2 separate regions of the Homo sapiens genome follow, and region 1 is linked to region 2. A link is a loop called in an ENCODE intact Hi-C map of the cell type or tissue named here. Cell type or tissue: transverse colon. All regions are shown on one strand. Links, peaks and the distances in the headings refer to the core of each region. The heading gives the core; the rest is flanking DNA.

The links. Hi-C counts contacts between places; a loop is a spot of excess contacts. Peaks named below come from ENCODE experiments on the same cell type or tissue, not always from the same donor. Only the 100,000 strongest peaks of a DNase experiment are listed, where the experiment ranks them.
Region 1: it touches region 2 in a loop (10-fold over the local background); 2 of 110 quality-filtered maps call a loop at or near these places.

Annotation. Positions count from the first base shown.
Region 1 is chr7:98,657,874-98,660,786 of GRCh38, forward strand. No RefSeq gene overlaps it. Among named protein-coding and RNA genes, the nearest start is that of NPTX2, 42 kb to the left of the region's middle. In transverse colon, for the core only: no CTCF peak of the experiment used is centred there; no DNase peak of the experiment used is centred there.
Region 2 is chr7:98,598,192-98,601,104 of GRCh38, forward strand. No RefSeq gene overlaps it. Among named protein-coding and RNA genes, the nearest start is that of NPTX2, 18 kb to the right of the region's middle. In transverse colon, for the core only: no CTCF peak of the experiment used is centred there; a DNase peak (open chromatin) is centred at 1,270.

The DNA.
Region 1 (2,913 bases), core at 162-2,661, 60 kb after region 2:
CATCAGAGCCGGGACACTGGTGACTTTCCTGGGGAAATCTCTAGATGTGACCTCTATGGCCGGGGACAGGGGACTGGGTTTGAGTCTTGAGTCCTTTCCAGCAAGCGCCTTCCCGCTTGGAGCCTTGTTTCCTTCCTGGATAAATGGGCGGGGAAGCATCACGGAGGTGTGCGGGTTTAATCGGCACATGCGCTGCTGCCTGCAGGCCAAGCTCAGGATAAGCTCTTGCAGTAAATAGCAACGTTTATGTCCCTCGACTCCTGGCTCAGAGACGCGACCCAGGTGGGAACTTGATTCGTGAAACCCATCAGGGAGGAAGAGTCCCGACCTATGCATTGAAGGACGGGGTGGACAGAAAGAAGGAACAGCAGTTAGAAGAGCATTGGCGGGTCCTGTAGCATCTGAGTCCCTGCTTGGACCAGCTTTCTGGGAGTAGGTGTCTGTGGGCTGCAGCCCAGCTTTGAGCACCCGAGGACGTAACACCTTACCACTCTTAGGGTTGACAGATAAAATACAGGATGCCCAGAAATATCTGAATTTCAGATACACAGCAAATTATTTTTTAGTAGAAGTATATTCCAAATATTACATAGGATAGACTTATACTGTAAACTATTTGTTTATCCAAATTCAAATTTTTAAAAATCTTTTCGAAACTAGGTCTCATTCTGTTGCCCAGGCTGGAGTGCAGTGGCACGTTCACAGCTTACTGCTGTCTGGAGCTCCTGGGCTCCTCCCGCCTCAGCCTTCCCAGTAGCTGGAACTACAGTTGCGCACCACCACACCTGGCTAATTCGTTTTTTTAAGTGGAAATGGGGGTCTCACTATATTGGGCAAGCTGGTTTCGAACTCCTGGGCTCAAGCGATTCTCCAGCCGCAGCCTTCCAAAGTGCTGGGAATACAGGCATGAGTCACTACGCCTGGCCCTGGATTCAGATTTAACTGGGTATCTTGTATTTTTATTTGCAGAATCTGGCAACCATACCCGCCCCTTAGCTGGCCCCCCTCCACTGATGACTAATGGCCAGGTGTAAGACAGTCTTCCGAAGGGGCCGTAAGACCACCATGGGCTCAAGATAGACATTGAGTCCTGCCCTCGCCCACCTCCTCCTCTCTCCACCTCCACATCTTGGTTTCTTGTCCTCCGTGTGCAAAATGTGCTTTCCTGCCCCACCTACGTCTCCACATATGAAGAATCAATAACAATTTTAGAGAGAAAATACAGTTGTCATGGAAAAAAAATGGAGTGAATTCAGAGTTCATTAGGCAAGTTAATCAAATTGTCCAGCCGTGTCTTGCTATTTCTGGGAACCATCTGGCCCGCCTGATCGATGTGATTCCAGGTGGGAAGTGTTTGGGAGTGAGGGTAACCGTGACTTCTCTGAGGTCACAGCACGGAGATGCCAGGTAACCGGATGGGAGGGCTTGGCATGTCCCTGGGAGGCACTGGGAATGCATTGTCCCATGCCTGGGCAGGGGCAGCTTTGGCTGGGACCCTCCATTGGCACACACACCCCCCTTTCTCTTAGAGCTGCACATACATAGAAAGAGGAACCAAGGCTGGGCACAGTGGCTCACACCTGTAATCCCAGCATGTTGGGAGGTTGAGGCGGGCGGATCACCTGAGGTCAGGAGCTCGAGACCAGCCTGACCAATACGGAGAAACCCCGTCTCTAATAAAAATACGAAAAATTGGCCAGGTGTCGTGGCGCATGCCTGTAATCCCAGCTATTCGAGAGGCTGAGGCAGGAGAATCGCTTGAACCTGGGAGGCGGAGGTTGCAGTGAGCCGAGATTGCACTACTGTACTCTAGCCTGGGCAACAAGATCAAAATTCCATCTCAAAAAAAAAAAAAAAAAAGGAAAAAAGAAAAGAAAGAAAGAAGAGGAACCAAGAAGCCGCCACTGGCTGAGCAAGGCCTGCTCTTTCACCAGTATTTCTAGGGCTCAGTATTTCTGGGGCTTATGCTCTGTGCCTGCTGCCGTTCCAGGTGACAGTTAATACAGATGAGTCCCTCAGCCTCCCAGGGCTCATATTTCAGCCAGAGAGAGACAATCAGCAAAGAAACAAGGACTTGCAGGAAGACCACCTTCTCCAGTTGCAGGTGGAGCCACGGGACCTGCCCAAGCTGGGCCTACTCTGTTGATAGCAAAATGTCAAGTTTTATCTTGTAGCTATAACAGCTGTAAGTCATGTAGCCAAGGCATGAATGGTAGAAAAAGCTTTGAGGCTGGGTATGGTGGTTCATGCTTGTAATCCCAACACTTTCAGAGGCAAGAGGATTTCAAGGCAAAAGGATTGCTTGAGTCTAGGAGTTTGAGACCAGCCTGGGCAACATAGTGAGATCCCATCTACTCAGAAATTTTAAAAATTAGTTGGGCATAGTGGCACATGCTTTGTTGTCCCCATTCCTTGGGAGGCTAAGGTAGGAGGATCACTGGAGCCCAGGAGGTTGAGGCTGCAGTGAGCTGTGATCATACCATTGCACTCCAGCCTGGGCAACAGAGTGAGACACTGTCTTAAAAAAACAACAACAACAACAACAAAAAAGGGTGGTGGGGGAAAGAAGGAACAAAAGAAAAAGCTTTGACCTCTAACAACACTGGGAATCAATAATTTCTCCCCTTGGAACCAAGAAGACTGGGACATGACAAAAAACCTAAATACTGAAATTCGTCCACAAGCGAGGGTCTGTTGGCCCAGAAGATCTGGGGCTAAAATCCACTTCAACATACCTGACTATAAATTGTCCATTTTGAAGCCTTCCAACCAGATCCTGCCATGCCAACATTCCTAAATCCTTTCTCTTGCTCTTTGATCCCTTAGAATTTGCCCCAGACTCCAAATTAGAGAGACAGATCTGAGTCTGCCTCCTGTCTCCTGGCTGTCTTACAGTAAAGCCCTTGCTTTTCT
Region 2 (2,913 bases), core at 89-2,588:
TTGGATAAATACCCAGTAGTGGGATTACTGGATTCTATGGTGGTTCTAGTTTTAGATTTTTGTTAGAATTCTGAAGGCATCACTCCCCTGCCCTGTAGAGTTCAGTGCTGCTGCTGAGACACTTGATGCCATTCTAATCCCTGATCCTTCCTATGTGAATTTTTACTGTCTTGGAAGTTTTGCTTTGGGGACTTCTCTTTGCCTCTAGTATCCTGAAATTACATTATTACGTGCCTTACTGAAGGTCTATTTTGCATGGGGCCTTTGGTGGCCCCCCTCAATCTAAGTCCCTATGCCCTTTATCTCTGGGGACATTTATAAAATAGCTTTATTGAGATATAACCTATATACTATAAAATTCACCCATGTAAAGTGTACAATTCAATGGTTTTCAGTATATTTACAGAGTTGTGCAACCATCATAAAAGTATCTCCATCATCACCAGAACAAACCTTCTACCCATTTGCAATAATTTCTCAATCTCCCCATCACCAGCCCTAAGTCACTACCAAATGACTTGGGGAATAATTCTTAAGAATTATTACTTTAATAACCACCCCCTCCATTTTCATTGTTCTCTGTCTAGAATAGCTGTTATTCAGGTATTGGATCCCCCAAGTGATGTTTTAATTTTCTTACCTGCTCTCCAATTTCCATCTCTCTCCCTTTGTCTGTTCTGCTTGAAAGGAGACCTCTGGCTGGGCACGGTGGCTCATGCCTGTAATCCTAACACTGTGGGAGGCTGAGGTGGGAGGATCGCTTAAGCCCAGGAGTTTGAGACCAGCCTGGGCAACACGGCGAAACCCTGTCTCTATTTAAAACAAAAAAATAATAAATAAATAAATAAATAAATAAATAAATAAATAAATAAATAAGGGAGAGTTCCACAACTTAGCTTCCAAAACTTCCATTGAAGATTTTATTTGTTACAAAATGTTTAACTTGTTTTCTTGTTCTCTGAATGTCCTTTTGTAATTGCCTGTTCTTGCTTCATAGATGTACTATCCTTTTTTTAAAGAAAATCTCTGAAGATCTCACTTGAAGGTTTCTTCTGCTCCTTGCATTGTTTCCTTTAAGCTCTTCCTTTCTTCTGTTTATTTTGGTCTCTGACTTTCACAGTAGAGCTTCCTCAATATGAGGTGATATTTGACTATAGACTCATGCTTGGGAATGAAGCACTCAGAAGTCCTCCGGTCTATGTGGCTGTGACTTATTGGCTGGTGATCTTTCCCACAAAGGAGTGGTTCCAAGCCCGCCCTGGCAGCATGCTTTTATCACCAAGGAGGCTTTAAAACCAACACAAATGCCAGGGCCCTGCCCCTGGAGCATGTGGTTGAATTGGCTGGATCCCTGACATTCATATATTTAAAAGCTTCCCAGATGGTTCCATTGTCCAGGGGGAAGAAGCTCAGCTGGGGTACTGGCCCCCTTCACTGGGAGGGACCTCAACTACCAATACACAGGACATGCTTTTTTTCTTTAGGCTTATCAGATTCCTTGGAAGAGAATCTTTCAATCTCCCACCTTATGGGTAGGTGTCTAAGGTTCTATGACCCTACTGGGGGAAGTGGCTGAGGGTCTCTTTAATCAGTACATAGGTATGGAAATGCTGGGGTTGGGTGCAGGGGCTCATGCCTGTAATCCCAGCAGTTAGGGAGGCTGAGGCGGGAGGATTGCTTGAGGCCAAGAGTTTGAGACCAGTACAGGCAATATAGTGAGACTCCATCTCTAGAAAAAGAAAAAAAAAATAGGTAAGTAGATGCTCATGCTATTCGTGCTCTCTGTATAGAAGTTGCACACTTGTTCAGGCACGATGGCTCATGCCCGTAATACCAACACTTTGGGAGGCCGATACGGGAGGATCACTTGAGGCCAGGAGTTTGAGAACATCCTGGGCAATATAGCAATACCTCATTCTACAAAAATTTTAAAAATTAGCCAGGCATGGTGGTGCGTGCCTATAGTCCCAGCTACTTGGGAGGCTGAGCTGGAAGGATAACTTGAGGCCAGGAGTCAGAGGCTGCAGGTAGCTATGATTGTGCCTCTGCACTCCAGCCTGGGAAACAGAGCAAGACCCTGTCTCTAAAATAAATTTCAAAAACACAAAACCAGAAAAAGAAGCACACTTAACTGTGCCTTGTGTGCCTGTGCCTGGAATCGGAGTGTAAATATCTAGTGTAATCAGCACTAGCATCAACAGTGCCTAGAAATTTGCTAGAAATGCAAGCTCTTGGGGCCTGCCTTGGATCTGCTGCCTCGGAAGCTCTGAAAGGTGGGGCTCAGCCATCTGCCCCTGGACAAGCCTTCCAGGCATTGGGCTACTGGCTCACCTTTGAGAACTACTCCTCTAGTCTTCTACTGGGGAGGGAGCACAGACATTCAGTTCAAACTGGGGAATGGCATTTGAGGATCCAAGCGCTTCTCCTGCAGTGTCTCAGCTGGTCTTCCAGTGTTCAGCCTGACCTCCACACCCACTGTGAGAAGTGTCTGGGTCCCCAGTGCCTCCATCTGAGATTTTGTATTAGAAAGCAGTGGGCCGGGCACAGTGGCTCATGTCTGTAATCCCAGCACTTTGGGAGGCTGAGGCGGGTGGATTACTTGAGGTCAGGAGTTCGAGACCAGCCTGGCCAACATAGCGAAACCCCATCTCTACTAAAAATACAAAAATTAGCCAGGTATAGTGGCGCATGCCTGTAATCCCAGCTACTAGGGAGGCTGAGGCATGAGAATCGCTTGAATCCAGGAGGCGGAGGTGGCAGTGAACCGAGATTGCACCACTGCACTCCTGGGTGACAGAGCAAGACCTTGTCTTAAGGAAAAAAAAAAAAGGCTGGGCACGGTGGCCTAAGTCTGTAATCCCAGCGCTTTGGGAGGCCGAGGTGGGTGGATCACGAGGTGAGGAGTTCGAGACC